Regions from separate parts of the Mus musculus genome. Here region 1 is linked to region 2. A link is a loop called in an ENCODE intact Hi-C map of the cell type or tissue named here. Cell type or tissue: left cerebral cortex. All regions are shown on one strand. Links, peaks and the distances in the headings refer to the core of each region. The heading gives the core; the rest is flanking DNA.

The links. A loop is a pair of places that touch in the nucleus more often than their neighbours do. Peaks named below come from ENCODE experiments on the same cell type or tissue, not always from the same donor. Only the 100,000 strongest peaks of a DNase experiment are listed, where the experiment ranks them.
Region 1: it touches region 2 in a loop (2.0-fold over the local background); 1 of 42 quality-filtered maps calls a loop at or near these places.

What each region holds. Positions count from the first base shown.
Region 1 is chr3:50,321,247-50,329,591 of GRCm38, forward strand. No RefSeq gene overlaps it. Among named protein-coding and RNA genes, the nearest start is that of Slc7a11, 120 kb to the right of the region's middle. In left cerebral cortex, for the core only: no CTCF peak of the experiment used is centred there; a DNase peak (open chromatin) is centred at 3,492.
Region 2 is chr3:50,371,437-50,379,781 of GRCm38, forward strand. Slc7a11 (solute carrier family 7 (cationic amino acid transporter, y+ system), member 11) reads right to left here. Exons shown (of 12, transcript NM_011990.2): 10 at 7,599-7,748; 11 at 6,128-6,305; 12 at 1-930. The coding sequence ends at 866. Among named protein-coding and RNA genes, the nearest start is that of Slc7a11, 68 kb to the right of the region's middle. In left cerebral cortex, for the core only: a CTCF peak has its summit at 4,282; no DNase peak of the experiment used is centred there.

The sequences.
Region 1 (8,345 bases), core at 39-8,038, 50 kb before region 2:
AAATGTGAGGAAGGATTAGAAGACCAAGGCAGTCCCACCTTAGATAAAGACAGGCTCTTTTCCACAGATCCAAGAGAACCCCTTCTCTACTTCCTCATCCTCTGCAGAGGTTTCAGAGATCAGTAACTTAAAAAGCAGAAATTTCAGCGTCAGGACATGGCTCAGTCATCAAATGCTTTGGTGCAATCATGAACATCTGAGTTTGGATCCCCTACTCCTAAGTAAAAGGCAGATGTGGTAGCTCACACCTATAACCCCAACACTGAGGACTCCGACACGGGAGGATACTCAGGGTTTGCTGGTCAGCCATTCCAGATGAAATCGAGAGAGAGCTCCTGGTTTAGTGAAAGACTCTGTTTCAAAATAACAATGATGAGGGTGGTGGTGGTGGTGGTGGTGGTGGTGGTACTGTGGAAAAAAAGAAAATAAAGAAGACAGTTGTCATCAGCCATTAACCTCTGACCCCCACATGCATACACATGTACACGCACCTGCACTCACAGGAACACACAGCCACAAAAACACACGCAATGGAGATTTTTGTCTATAGGTTTCTCTTAAAAATAGTTAATTTTCCAGTTATGATCCAATTGCGGTTGTTTCTCAAAATAGTCAATATGCCATAGAGGTATATTTTAGAATGGTGTCTTCCATTCTTCTTTGGGGTATAATGTATCATGAGTTCTACCATGACCTATGAATCATTATTTTATTACAGAGCTTATCACAGGATGTCATAGTTGCCTGTGGATTTGCTATTCTGCATCTAAGAAGTCAAGAAATAGTATCATCTCGCTCAGTTCTTTATGCCTTTTGCACATTAACATGGTGCCAGGTGTTAAAAACAACAACACCCAATTATCTTTGAATGAATAACATTGTTTTCTTGTTTTTATTATCTTACACTGGTACTATGTTGAAATTCTTCTGGAAGATTTATGATTAGAGTCTGGGTCCTGGCCACTCATCCTCAATAGGCCAATTAATGAGGATGAGTCACAGTTAAAAATCAGGAACGTGATTGATTCAATGGGATGATTGGTTTGGGCTACTCATAAGGAGGAAGGAAACAAATACCAGAGTCTAGGGACTCCCAGCTCTATCTTGGGCATTAGAGTTGGGTTGAGCTTTAAGCTCTGTTCATCACATGGTCTCAGTTCCACTCCCTCCTTGCAATGTGGTCTGACAAGTTGTTAGACCTGTGTGAAATCGCTTTCTGGAAGACAATTTTCCCCTCTAACTGGCACCAGGGTCCCAATTTCTTAGACTCCGTTATTTAAGTTTCTGGTAGCCAAGGGAAGGAATAGAGGTGTCTCTCATTTAGAATATCTTCATTACTGCTGGCACAGCTACAGAATAATGGGTGCCAGGGTATCTCAGAGAAATTATAGCCCTGCTTGTTAACATCTAACGCTTCTTTGTCCTGGGACTCAGAAAAACAACATCATCAAACAATGATGTTTAGCTGTACTTTTCATGTGGTGCTAAAGGAAGGCAAACTCCTGAATTCATGTCCTGACTTCTCTTTCTTCCCCAAACCATGACACGAACGTCCTTTAAATTTACTCCTTTATCTGACTAAATACCAGGTGTCTTCTCTTTTTAGCCTCCTATAACCACCACCAGGTCCAGAAACTCTAAACTCCTCCTTCCTCTACAGATTTGGACTCTATATATTTTCTAAGCATTGGCTTTTCTTCCCATCTTATATTTTCTCAGTCTCCTGCACATAGACTCATGGTATATTTATATATCTTTCTCCTGTTAGTCTGTGTAGTGTCTGTTTTTTTTTTTTCGCAGAGAGAAGAGGGGGGTAATTTAACTTCACTATAGCTCCATTTCACCCATTTGGAAGACATTCAAATGACAAATAGAGTAGAAGAACAGAATAGGACTGAGTGAGCCTGGGCTTCAGTTGTTCTGAGTACTAAGCATAAGCTTGAACTCTGTCCCTGAAGATTCACTTTTATCTCTGAGTAGCCCCATTAATGCATAAGGAACAAGTAGGAATGAACTTCTGTTCGTCCTGCACTTATGAATCTCTATTTTGCTACAGGACATCCTGACTGAGAATTCTGAAAGGACAGAGAGCAAAATTGTTTTCACCCTGAAATAACAGACTTTTTTTGACAGACTGATTTTTATCTACAGCATAAGTCTTTACATTTCTGCAAGAAAAGGGATATGGGGAATCTAACTGTAGGGCTGTATAGGTTGGGGTATACAGGTACGGGGGCAGATTGTGTTTGTGGGATATATAAGTGGGGAAATACAGCTGTGTGAGGTGTGTTGGTATGGGAGAGATATACGTATGTGAATGTGTGTGTATATATATATATATATATATATATATATACTTGTGTGTATCTTCATATGTATGGAATGGAGGTAGAGAAGGTAAATTCACATAAGCCATTTAAAGCTTGCTTTCTTTTTGAGTCCATAAAAGAATTAAGTACAAAGTAAAGCCTTCTAAAAGATATTCAAGAGTCGATGCAACATCCGTACATGAAAGCTATTTATATAGCTTTGAAGAAAGTCAGAGACCTACAGTCAGTGTGCCTTTTGTGCACTCTTTATTTCCCTTTGTACATATTTTATAAAACATTTGTAGAATAGCTTTTAAGACAAAAAAAAGGAGTAAATACCGAGCATCCTAGAACATTAGCCAATTATGCCATTACCTCTCAAGCGTTTCTGCTTAAACTGGGAACAAAGTGATTTCTTGGCTTTCCTACATACACGCCTGGTCTGGATGGTTATGGATTCCCAGCTTACGCGTCCATCGTGATTTCCAGTCGTCTCTTTGCCTCAGGTCTTGTGGAGAAGCCAAGATGGCTTCTTTGCTTTGGTGTGTAGGCAGAGGTCTTAAGGCCTCTGCCTACACACAATTGTGCAAAAGCAATGTGCCATGACTTACCTCCTTTTTCAGTTACTGATGATTGCTCAAAATGTAAACATTTTTCCTACAGTGTTCAATAGCAACCAAATGTGCCAGGGCAAGGACCACTTTTCAAGACAATAAAATAAAACATATGGGAAGAAACTAAGAGCGCTTGTCAAAATTATTCCAGTGTGAAATTAGTTACATTCCATGAGAAAATATAATCATGCCAGGGGTTGCTTTCTTCAGTGACTCTCACATAAACTGCAGCTGGGAAAAATTCCTAGTGTTCAGCTTCATAAGTCGTCAGTGCCATTGGCTACCTAGCCTCGTTCATATTTGATTGTTTACAGTCCACTGCCATTTCTATACAGCCCTGGTGGATATTTCTTTGGTTCATTGAATAAAACATTCACATCACTCTGTGATTGTGTTGCGGTTGTCCCTGCTATAATTAACACAGCAACAGATTTAAAAAAAAATACTACTTAAAGCAACCGGTATCAAGTTCACTTCCAAACAGAATACACATCAAAAAAGATTATCCACCAGAGAGTTGCCAAATGTACTGTAAACTGGAAGCATTTCAGAGTCCCTCGAACACTTGGCTAGAATCTCGCTAAACAACCTCGCTGCTGTCGGCAGAGTGTGATACTCAGAGATTTGTTTTAGCTTCTGTCTAGTTTCTGCCAGTGCAAAGGGGTTCAGTCGGGGTTCCAATTTTAATGGTGTTGTCTACTTTCTTTGTCAAAAGTAATACACCTCCCTCTAAAAGACGTTTGTGCCCTTTATAACCATGGCATTCCAAAGAGGACTGAGAGAATTCATCCTCTGTTTTCTTCTTCAAGAAGCCCTTCTCAAGTTTCCAGAGCTGTTAGGACTGGGTTTGGGATTAAAGTTAGGGTTAGGGTTATCACCATGGGGAGATAAAACAATGGCACCTCACGCGCCCCCCCAACTACAGTGAAATGTCTATGACAGTGAAACATCTGTGCAGACAGATGAGCATGTGCACTGCAGTAAGAGAGAAGAGATGAGATAAGGAGAGAGAGGCTATTCTGGCTGAACACCAGGAGACTTCTCCCTTTATCCTCCTATAACCAGGAGAGGGAGGGAAGGAAAGAGAGAGGGGGAGGGGGAGGGGGAGAGGGAGAGAGAAAGATGAATACGTATAGTAAACCCCGCTGAAAACCCTCTATCAAAAATCATCTCTTATCAAACCAAATGCAATTTTCCCATTCTGTCAAATACCTCTATAGGTTGAAGCTAGAATATCTTTCAACTCCATGTTTTAACAATTTCTTATATGTCTCTCATATTTCTAGTAAACAAAATTGCTCACAATTCCTGCCTCCCCTGGCAACTTCCAACCCTGTGCCCCCAGTCTCTGGTTTAGCAGAGAACTGGACCCTGCACTCAGCTTGTCTGGATTTGGGGATGTTAGATGGCTGGTCCCAATGGGCATCAGGGGAATAGAAATGAAGAAGTGTCCCTATAATCTAACCATATCCATATCAATGCACAGAGATGTGGAACTGATCTTCATGTCTCTCAAGTCAATTATGAGAGAAACAGTGTCAAGAATCTAAGTGAGCAACGCACTTCAACCAGTATTTTGAGAACCCCACAAGCAGCCACGGAGACAGACAGGACAGAAGCGTGGAAAACTTAGCAGGGTCTGGTGGTGTGCAGGAGAAGGGAGAAGTAAAATGGCTCCTTATGGTAACTTTTCTGTGGACAAGAATGACATCTAAGACAGGAGGAGACCAGAAGACAATCACACACTTACACTTGAAAAAAGGTGTTTTCTGCAAGAAGTGCTTTCTTCTTCCAGGTCCTATTCTAGCTGTTTCTCCAGACCCCCTCAGGTACCAGTTCTTCCCAGAAATCTTTATCTATCCATTCAGAAGAGCCCATGTTTCCCTCTTATGCATACCACTAACAGTACTATCTTGATGTCTTTCCTTAACACACAGTGAGTTACAGTCACTTGTCCCAGGCCTTTGTTTGTGGCTTTTTTTTTAAACTACAAATCACGAATATGCTATGTTAATATGACTGCAGCAATTACATATTGTGGCATGTAACGTCCAGTCAACAAATATTGCCACTATGATTTTAACATCTGGAGAGAGCAACTATTTCCATACTCTGTTGATCAGGGGGAAAAGGTGCCAAAGTCCAAATACATCCCTTGGATGCTCTCCCAGTTAGTCTAACAATACTGTTAGACATTCTTCAATATGTTCCACAGAGATAACTTAATTTGTTCAGCTTATATTGAATATTTACTTGAAATTCCCCCACTGACCTAGTTGATCATTGTGATAATTTATAATGATAAAATTGTCCACCATCATCTTAAGCCATGTAAGGATTGTTGGATACACAACAACACAGTAAAAACAACAAAAAATTTTTTTTCACTTCCATTTTCTCTTTAGGTGTTCTTACCATAACCAAAAGATCATCTTATCCCACCAAAAACTATTGACACCAAGAAAATTGGTTTTCCAGTTTGATTAAAATATAGCTTATTTCCATAGTTGATTTAACAATCTTTTCTCGGTATCTTAACTATGCATTAAATATACCATTTTGAAAGTATATAGTGGAATATGTAAGCAATCTAATTTCACGGTAGGACACACAGGAAAAAACCTTCAGTGCTAGAGGTAAAATGTTTCTAGAATGTTCTCTGTTAACTATTAAAAAAACTAAGGTCGAGTTTTCAGCTAAATTTATTGAATATTGTGAAATGTATTTTATGATTCAGTATTAACTATTTTTCCCCATTAATTTCCATTTCTCCAATTTCTTAAAGATTGTTATCCTACAAGCTTAAACACTTAAATGATAAGCATCTAATGAATAAAATTATAAAATACAAAGTAACAGGAAATAATAAACACAAAACTCAAGTGATCGATTATTAGTTCAACTTCTATACTCTAAAGTCAAATATTTTGCATAGAAATGAAATACTATCCAAAGAATAAAAAAAATGATTGCTTTTGTTTCTTGAAAGTAAATGATTTCAAAACTAAATTAGGATTCAAGAAAAATCTATACTGATAGATCCCTCGTTTTATCCTTTAGCATAAAGGCCAGCCATTTACTTTCTTTTCCCTCTCATTTTCTTTTCTAAAAGGTGTGGTAAATAAAACTCTTGTCTGACATAAACTACAAAGGTGAGAAAGCCTGTTTTTCAAATGCCTCTTAATATTTACAGAGCAATAAGAGTATAAAAATGCAGAGTGCTCCTATTCATTAAGGATGCTACTCTCCAAGGCCATGGGAATGCATCAAGAAAATAAACCACAAACATGATTCATCATGGGCCATTCAGTGCTCAGCAGACTCGCCTTGAAAACCCACTTTAAAATGCATAGATCGTCAATTAAAATACATTGGAAACTCAGAGTTTGAAGCTCCAAATTATTGCAAAATTTCAACCTGTTTTCTTTGTGTCACTGATTATGAGACACATATGCACATACATTACTTTGTTTTTATATTTGCATATTTTCATTTCTAATGAAAGTGTATCAAAATTAGCATTTTAACTGAAAAACGAATTAAAGGGCTTATACTAAGTAAGAAATTTCAGGAATGTGAAGTCCCTCCTCTTTTTAATACGTGGATCTTTCCATGAAGCTGTTTATGCAGTGAATTTAGCCATTGTTACCACTGACTCATATGAAGCCACTTGCTGTCTGAACAGAGAGGACAATGAAATGATTCCTGAAGTGTTATCATGTGAAAGACTCACCTCAAAAGTCTCCGCTACCACTCTGTTCTATGCCTTGCTGGAAAGGGAAGAGGTTGACATTCTACTAAGGTAGAACACACAGGGCACAATTATCCAGAAAGGGGGTAATATCCTTTCATGTTGGGATGCAAACACTCTTAGAATAGGAGCTTCTTTATGAAACCTGGGACTCAGGGTGATGCATCTGTCATTAAACTTGAAGATCTATTTCTCAGTCCTTCTCTCTGTCTTCTAATGGTGAATATCACAAGCCCAGCACTTACAAGAACTGGACACCTGCAGACTCTGATTTCTGTTAAGTCGGCTTGCACTTCAGCACAAGAAGTTGTTTCCTGCCTTGAGATTTTATTAAATACTTTGGAATTTTTCTGCTCAATTAGTCTTCTGGACAAAGAGAAAGAAACAAACAGGAACATCAGTGAGGAGACACAAATTTCAGGACTCAACTTCTCTCTCTCTCTCCCTCTCTCTCTGTCTCTGTCTCTCTCTGTCTGTCTGTCTCTCTCTCTCTCTCTCTCAATAGTTATTTTTATGTGGATGAGTGTTTTGTGGGACTGCAGACATGCATGTGCATCACATATGTGCCTGGCATCCACAGAGGTTAAAAAGAGCATCAATCCACTGAAAATGAAATTTCAGATGGTTGGGAACCACCATGTGGGTACTGGGAACTGAATTTGGATCTTTTGGAAGGGCATAGGTTCTCTTATCTACCCAGCTGTCACTCTAAACTTCTGGTTCTTTGTTTTTAATTAAAGTTGATAACTTCACTTGTACTCACAGTAAGGGGAGAGAAGAGATTTTTAAATATCCAAATTAGAACATATCACATGGAGGAATTAATTGTGATTGCTCATTAAAATAACTACTCAAGAAATGAACTCATCCACCCCATGGGTCCATTTTTAACAGCCAATGTATTCTTCACACTGTTGGCATCCCAAGAGCTTGCAGAGTTGTGTTCTCATGTCAGCTCTGTGGTGCTGCTGGTTTGTGTCCTAGGTTTGAAAACTCAAGATCTCACACAGTGTGTGGACCATGCCAATGTCCTCACACTCTTCCCTACTTTCTGGGTTTAATTTTTTATTTATGTTCTCTTGGACTGCTAAATATTAAGTGTACCACATGACAATATTTGGTCAATGACAGACCATAAATACTATGGTATATGCATAGCATTATAATTGAAGTGGAATCTCTATTACTTAATGTCATTGGACACACTTCAACACAATACATTCTTTGGATCTGTAGTGATGTAGAAGTGAACTAACTCCCTGTACCAGAGGCTGCATAAGAACACAGTACTGCAATTATATTCAACGTTGTTCAATAACAGTAAAAAGAATTGTGCTTGTGTTTTATGTGTGTTCAATAACTATATTGTTTATAATCATTTCAGAATGCACTGTTTCTTCACAAACAAAAAGTAGACTATAAGACAACCTTAGCTCCTGTGGGTTCATGAGTGCAATGGCCATGTTAGAAAACAGCAAATAAAACTATTTGTGCCTCTAATAACCTTTCTGCCTTCTAAAAATGTTCACTAAGCCACTAATAGTACATGTAGCAATGTGATATATTTTATCACAAAAACATTAAGAGAATTTAATGTATGTTTTTGAGGATCTTAGAGTTTTTCTAAAATCTGCAGTGAAAGCAACATAACAGGTAATAGACTGTAAATAG
Region 2 (8,345 bases), core at 31-8,030:
TGCACAGTGATGTTGCAAACACCGAGCTTCCTCACAATGAGCTATGATGAAGTTAACCTAACAAGTTCTCAATGATTTTAGTACAAACATAGTTCCTAGGATTGTGTCATGAATACTAACCCCTGGAAATACTTATTTTATGCATTTAGGAAAATTAGGGTGTATGTGTATTTCAATGGTAGAGTGCTTGTCTGGCTTTTGTAAAGCCCTGAATTTGATCTCAAGCTACACACACACACACACACACACACACACACACACACACACACACACACACACACACTCACACACACTACTCCCTCATCTTTTGTTCTGATGCTCTGAGTATAAGCCATTGAAAGATAAGTGACAGCCATGTTGATCACTAAGGGAAAAGAGTCCAATGTCAATATCAAAGTCATTCTACCTTCTTTGCTACAATAATGACATTTTTTTCCAGAAAAATAAAAAACAAAATACTTTCACAGTATAGATGTCCCCAGTAGGTAAAGCTATGTTTATAGACCTCATATATACAGAAACCATTTTGGTCTTCTGTTCAAGGTTCTCAGTCATGATAAGAAACGTGGTAGAGGAATGATAGCCCAGGTACCAAAGCCCTTAGGTTTTTTTTCCTTTCCCCCCAGCAGATAGGCACTAGACTCAAGAACTGTGAGCTTGCCTCACTGTATGACTTGCATATTAGCTTGCTACAAATACATGGAGTTACCAGTAAGTTGCTCAGAAATTAATTTGAATACGCTAGAGGATATGAATAGAGATAACTGATTCCTTTAGTCCATCATCAACGTTGTGTTTTCTTGAAATAAAAATCCATTTTGTATCTCAATCCTGGGCAGATGGCCAAGCTTTTGATGCATTAAGTTCATAATTCTTTAGAGTCTTCTGGTACAACTTCTAGTATAATCTGTAATGTTCTGGTTATTCTGTCTATAAAGAAATAAGGAGAAATTAAAATGCATGAAAATCACAGTGGCATAAAAATAGCAAAATGTGAATTATTTGGGGATGAATACTGAGAAGACACAGCTCCCTTCTTCACGGAGCACTTCCGAGAATTATTTACTTCATTACAATCCTATCATCCTCAATTAGTTGACTTGTCACTACTACAACATCCCATGATGCTTTCTCAGTAAGAATATATTAATATTTTGTATTCAAATAAGAAAATTTATTTATGAACCAGGAGGCTGAAAATATTTTGAGACAATGGAACCAAGATATAAATAAATGTTTACAAATATTCTTCATGTTCATGTTCAGCTCAAAATGGGTTTGTTCTTTTTTTTTTTTTTTTTTTTTTTTTTTTTACATAGGGGATAACAACCAAGTTCTCAGAACAGTCAGGAGGAGAATAGTATTTCCAGTGTCTAATCTGTAGTACTGTTCAGCAAATTATCTTAATTATCAAGACCTAGTCTGTCTCATGAGTAGAATGAGAAACTTGGACTAATTTGGGTCACTAAGGTCTGGTCCTTGGACCAATTACATTAAACACTCTCCACAATTCAGATTTTGCTTCAAGTCAAGGTCTCAGTCTCTTAAAGGTTTAACCCAGCAAGAGGTAACTCGAATGGACACCAAAATATAATAACCCCTGGCTTGTATTACTTTTAAGAATATGTTCTGACCACAGAGCTAGGGGGCTGGGCTTGGGGGTGATGGTTTTACGGACATTCTTGTTTTCTTGTTGTCATCAGTCCCCATAGAACATCTTCCAAAGTCTCCTGATCTTAAAGGAGCCTATGTGGCATCCTCTCCAAGGTTCCAGACCCAAATCATTTCCCCTCCAGACACTTTTCTCTTCTCTGATGACTTCTTATTCTAACAAGCCCTTGCACGCGATGTTTAACTACGTTTTTAAAAGCTATTTTTATCCTTTGTTCTCTGCTTCTTGTGGTGTTGCTAAATGTCCCTCCTTTGAACACTTGGCCCCCATCTGTTTGTTGGTGCTGTTTAGGAAGACTGTGTAAGGTGTACGGGTACAGCCTCACTGGGGAATGCAGGTTAAGAGGGCAGGTTTGGAGACTTTATGGCCCAGCCTTACTTCCTATAAAACCTCTCCTTGGTTTCTGCTCCCTTGCTGAAGACAGTGGACCAGACACCCGGGAAACCCCAGCAGTTGTGCCTTCTATGCCAGGATGGGCTGTCATCACCCAAACTATGAACCAAAAATCCTTCCTCCCTTAGACTGCCTCTTGCCTGGTATGTTGTTGCAGAACAAAGAAAAGTAACAAACAAATACAGTAATAATCACTGAGGGAGTTTGCCTGGGGACATCCCATGGGTTTTTTTCTTTGGAGGCGGGATGTTTTGTTTTTTGCTTGTTTTTAACCCTACGTTTATTTAGAGAGGTCTCATGTACAGTAATGTCAAATGTTATACCTTACATATTTCTTAAATAAGTTGTATTTTATACAGTCCAATCTGCCATGAAAGCAACAATCAAACCCCATATTTGCAGAGAAGAATATGGTAAAATTGTCAGACAGACAGACAGAGACACAGAGAGAGAGGGAGAACAAGCAATGGGGTTAAAGAAACAAGGCCTCAAGCCCCTGTTAGCCCTGCTCAAACTCCTGCATAACCTCCTAAACTAATCTCTCCATCCTGTCTTCTCACTTGGTCCTCCACTCCTGACATCAAAGCTCTTTCCTACTGCTTTGCCTTAATGTAGGTCTCTATATGCTGCCTTGTTAGATCTCTTGCTCCCTGATGTGGGAACTTTGCATCCATTCCAGACAACAGTAGCAACTGGGATGGCCCTGTGTCCTTCTGAAAGCACAGTTTCCATTCTTCTCTCAGCAGAGCAAGAGCAAGACCAAGACCCAGAGTGGGTGGTTCAGCCTAGCCAGCCCTGTTGACATATTCTCCCCAGCTCTCCCTTTGGGGTCCTAGTGGTGCCGTAACGTTTATCATGATGGAGTGCTCAGATAGGCATTTGGCCTGAGGTACATATTGGTTTCCCCACTTTTCCTCCTAAGCTGACCTACAACAGTGGGGCTGGCACAGGTGCTCAATGGAACCAAGGAAGCATCTAGAAACACTACAGAACACGTGACTTTTGGAGTGCTATGTATCCATACTCACAGTAAGGTTAGTGGCCATACAATAACAAATCTCTATTACTGCCTTTTCAAATAAAGATAAGCTGATGACCTACAGTTGGAGTTTTCCATAACTACAACCTACAGAACCTTACAGCCAGTCAGTGATTTCGGTTTCCATGTTTCATCCTTGTTACTCTTAAAGGAAACCAGGGCTACAACTGACTTTGCACAATCTCATCCACACATACGCCTGGGATCCGCAGAGGATCAACAGCCAGGATTGAGCTAGCCTGGGAAGCAGTGCAAAGCTATCCTGCCCCAGAAATTATATTAAAAATAACAGTATGTTCTCTTAAAGGGGGGAGGAGGTGAATGGTTTTGTATTTATTTATATATATCTATATTCATATTTTTAATGGGACATCTTCTGAGCCCCTAAGAAATCTATAGGTGAACTTAATGAATTAAAATGGTCATCTCTAACCTTCAGGACAGTTTGTAAATGCATTCACCAGCTTTTGGTGGACTGTTCCCAATGAAGCCACCTTGAAAGGCTTTAGGCAGCATAGGCTCTTAGGCTCTCGAATTGCAAGCTTGCTGTCCACAAAGATGGATTACAGGCATTCTGTTCATGGTGGCCAGAGTAAATCCCCCCCCCCCTTTACAACCAAAAATAAGGCTGCCTCTATATCTCTCCCTGAGCAAGAGGGACTGACTGCCAGTCATCCTAATGGCTCTTAGCTGCAATAGGGTTGGGTAGATAAGGAGAGGCTACCAAGTTCAATGGCTGCTGCTAGCCCTGGCGTGGGTTTCCTGGGTCTAGTATTCTGTGTATCCAAACATATCAGGGTGAACCTGCACACTTTTCCTCCTCTAAGAAGCTTGTCTGTTTGTAAATAAGTGAATAATATAAATATATAATATATAGATATAATATTACATATAATTTGTACTATAATTTGTATTACAAGATATATATTACAATTATATAAATTATAATATGTAATACAAATATATGTAATATAGATAAATATGTGTATAAATACATTTATATCATAATATAAATATAAGTAACTAAAGGTCTGCCCCATTGTTACAGAGGAGAAAGCTTTCTGCATATCTGACTACCCCCTTAAGAGAGTGCTTTCTTCTAGCTTTGGAGATGCTATCACATAAAAAAGTGGTTCAATACTGGCATCCTGTGGCCAGAGACATTCATCAGATCTTTTAAAATCTCACTTCCTTAGGCTCAGAACACTCCCTGACTGTGCCAACTAGCCTGTCCAGTATCTGTGCACTAGAATGATGTCTAGTTACAACTTCTGGAAATAGATGTTCCCAGGATTAATCTATTCACACATACTAAGGTTAAAGAAGAGATAAAACATAAAAACTAGAGAATTTCACCGGGCAAAACAACATGATATTAAACTATTGAACCAACTGCTCTGGGCAAGGCTCGCCTGCCTCCAAGCTCACGTGGAGTTTTCTCTCTAACACAAAGTGTGTCTTTGGGGAAGGGTTGGGCACTACTATAGGACTCTCTGGTTTCATCTGTGTGTTTTGTTTTGGCCAAAGGCTAAGAAAATACTTGCTTCTGCAGCAATAAATATTATGAATTTTCTTTATCTTACTACAAGAACACTGCCTGAGAGGAAAATCAAACAGAATTACAAGGACTGCTGTTTTCCCCCACTTCCTTTCAAGGCGTCTATAAAGATAAAGAGCGGCGATGATCACAGTTTAAAGCAGAGCACTCTGCCCTGTTGCTGGTAAGAGTTAACAGTGTCCCGAGAACCAACCACCACCCTGGGTTTCCTCCATAGCAGTTCCTTCCACAAATGGCTAATGCAGCAGCCTTGAAGATACTCAGACCATCATCAGAGGAGAAAACACAGCAAAACCTCTAAAATTACCCAAGCACAGAAGGGCAATGAAGAAAAAGATCATGTTTGAAAATGTCTGATCTGAATTGACAGAGCAGCCTGGAGCCTGAGTTTGTGAGTGAGAGGAAAGACCAGCTAGAACTGGCTGACTGCACAGGGAAAGAAAGAAAGCCTTCTAGTGGGGACAACAAGAAGAACTTTCGCTTTGTTCTCCTCTGCCCCACCCATCTCAAAGGCTGCTGGCTCCTCTAGGCCTCCGGCTTTCTGTCACGCATGCTCAAGACCTCTTTAAATGTTTTAGTCTGATATTTTGTCATAGGACGAGGATCTATTGCAGTAAATTTTTATTGGATATTTCCTTTATTTACATTTCAAATGTTATTCCTTTTCCCGGTCGCCCATCCCAAAACCCCCTATCCCACCCCCACCCCCGTGTTTCTATGAGGGTGTTCCCCCACCCACGTACCCACTCCTGCTTATGCTGGGGCATCGAGCCTTCATAGGACCAAGGGCCTCTTCTCCCATTGATGTCCAATGAGACCATCCTCTGCTACATATGCAGAATTTTGATGTTCAGCAAATGTGCAATATGGACAATGGCTTCTACTACGTAAATGGTTGTTGGGAGAATATGCTCACACATGTGCAAACATAGAGAAACCACACAAGAAAGCTGCTACTCTTGGCTTGGTGGTGGTGGTGGTTGTTGTTGTTGTTGTCGTCGTTGTTGTTACTGAAAACCTCTTCCTAACGAGGTAGTATTAGAGCCATGATGTTTAAGACATTTGCTACCTTCCACCTCACTCCCCAACAAACCTTACATCATTGGTCAACTTAATGCTAGCATAGCCACTAGACTTTGTTCAACCAAAGAACACAATCATGATGTCACTAAGGGATTCAGAAAAGCAGTGGGCAGCACTGAAAAACTTCTACCTAAAGAAGCTATTCTTTCTCTAAAACTCCAGTGACGACGACCACCAGAATGAAATACCCAGAAGGGCTGCACTCTGCATGCCTTTCCTGTCTCTCTCTTCATGCTGCAGTTACAATGCAGTCATTTAGTTTAACTGACCGTTGTGCCACTAGTAGCTTTATTCTCTAAGAGATGCATATTAGCCATGTACAGCTTTATGGGTTTTCTACAACACAGTATCTAGCCGGGGCCAAGATGCTTAAAAGACTTACCTGATAATCGTCTGAACCACTTGGGTTTCTTGTCCCATACAATGAAGAGATAATATGCAGGGACCCCAGTCAAGGTGATAAGAAAACCGACCCCGGTGCTGAATGGGTCCGAGTAAAGAGAGAGGACAACCATGAAGAGGCAGGTGAAGGAAAATAGTGCCGGGATGAAGAGAGGCACCTGAAACACAACCAAAAGAAAACAGCTTCACGCCTGCGCAGTCCACCGGGGTAGAGGGCGTCAGTCACATGACCGGGTCATCGCAGAGCAGGTCAGTATAATTTCTTAACTTGTTTTAGAACATGTGAACCAAGTCTTGAGCTAAGAAATTTTGTTTCCTAGCGGATGGTCTATTCAAATTTCTTTTCTAGGAAAGTATCAACATGATTTACATTTTTCATCTTAGGAGATTGGTTCTTTGATAATCACAATTAGAACCCACGGAGTCAAGAGCGCCAGTGGCTTTGCTACATGTTAAAACCTTTCAGTGAATATTGATTTCCTGTTGAGAGTCACAATAAGACCCGAATGGGAATGAAACGGGCCAACTCCTAGTCAACAGCTAATAAAGATGCTGCGAGCATGTGGCAACCGATACAATTAGAGTCAAATCCTGATAACATGACTGGCAGCATTATCTGTGCTAAGTCTTAAAAGCAAATAAATAGTGAGATCACACCGACCCACGGACGTCTGAGACCGATGGATGACAAGGCTGCTCTCCAGCCCTGCCAAAGGAAAGCGCCAGGTAGAGGAACTGGTTATCTACTCTGTGGTGAGCTTTCCCTTTGGTATCTCAACCTTCCTAATGCTACAACCTTTTAATACAGTTTCATATGTGGTGACACCCCCCAACCATAAATTATTTTCATTGCTACTTTGTAACTGTAATTTTTATACCATCATCAATCATAATGTAAATATCAGTGTTGTCAGTGGTCTTAAGCAACCCTGTGAAAGGGTCATTTGAACCCCAAGGGGCCGCAACCCACTTGTGAAGAGTTGCTGCTTTAGAGTATATAGCAGAAAAAAACACCACAATGTTAACAAGTTACAACAAGGACTCAAATACCTAGTCTGTAAAGCAGCACTCTTGGCCGAGTTTTAACTAATGAAATTCTCTTTCTTTCACAGCCCAGCTGTTCGCAATCAGTTAGTACGAAGACAGGGGTATGCCATGCTCTGGACTTACCCAAGCCATGCATGAAAACCCAATGTGAAAAGTATCTTTTAACACTGTCTGCTCTCCACAGATAAAATCTGTGACAAGTTCACTCTATCATACCTAAACACGCATGTCATTTCCCCAAGTGAAGTGCAACAGAGGAGGTTCCCCCAGCAAGAGTTAAATATCATATTCCGCAGGCCCCTACCCTACCCAACCTGCCCATGCCCATCATCAAGTTATGACAAAAGGAGGCCTAGGTGTTAGGAGAGAGATTTATGTAAACCCATCAAGATGGCCGAGGTTACCTTGAAAGGACGATGCATATCTGGGCGTTTGTATCGAAGATAAATCAGTCCTGCGACTGCCAGCCCCATAAAAAGCCACCTGGCAAAACTGAGGAAATTTAGAAGACTATAGAGGTCTCCGGAGAAGAGCATCACCATCGTCAGAGGATGCTGGGGTGGAGAAGGAGGAGAGACAACGTAAGCAAAGGGACTAAGAGGGAACAGGTAACAACAGTCAATAGCCTCACTTCACACTGTAAGTCCCATCCATTAGTTACTCATAATGCTACCATCCTGACCAAAGCCTGGATCCCACAAACTTCTTTTCCATATTCTGTTCTTATGCTGCAACAAAGCCTCCTTTGGAGGATGCTGTCAGGAGCCCCATTTCAGCCAGAATTTTGTAAGAATTTGCTGTTTCGTTCCTTTGTCGGTTCCCTTTTCCTTGGAAAGGAGACAACGTATTTTATGTTGTTTTGCTTTTGTGTGGAACGGTGTCTGTCCATCTCGACACAGGTGCACATGTGTATAAATGCAGGGATATTTGTAAATGCATGTGGAAGCCAGAAGACAATTTCTACCTTGGGAGACAGGGTCTCTCATTGGCCTAGATTGGCCATGCAGGCTAGGCTGACTGGCCAGTGAACTCTGGGGAGCCTCCTGTCTCTGCCTACCAAGCACTGGGATTATGAATGCAAGTTACTATGCCACTATTGGTTCTGAGGGACTAAACTCAAGTTCTCGTGCTTGCAAGACTAGCAGCGTGTA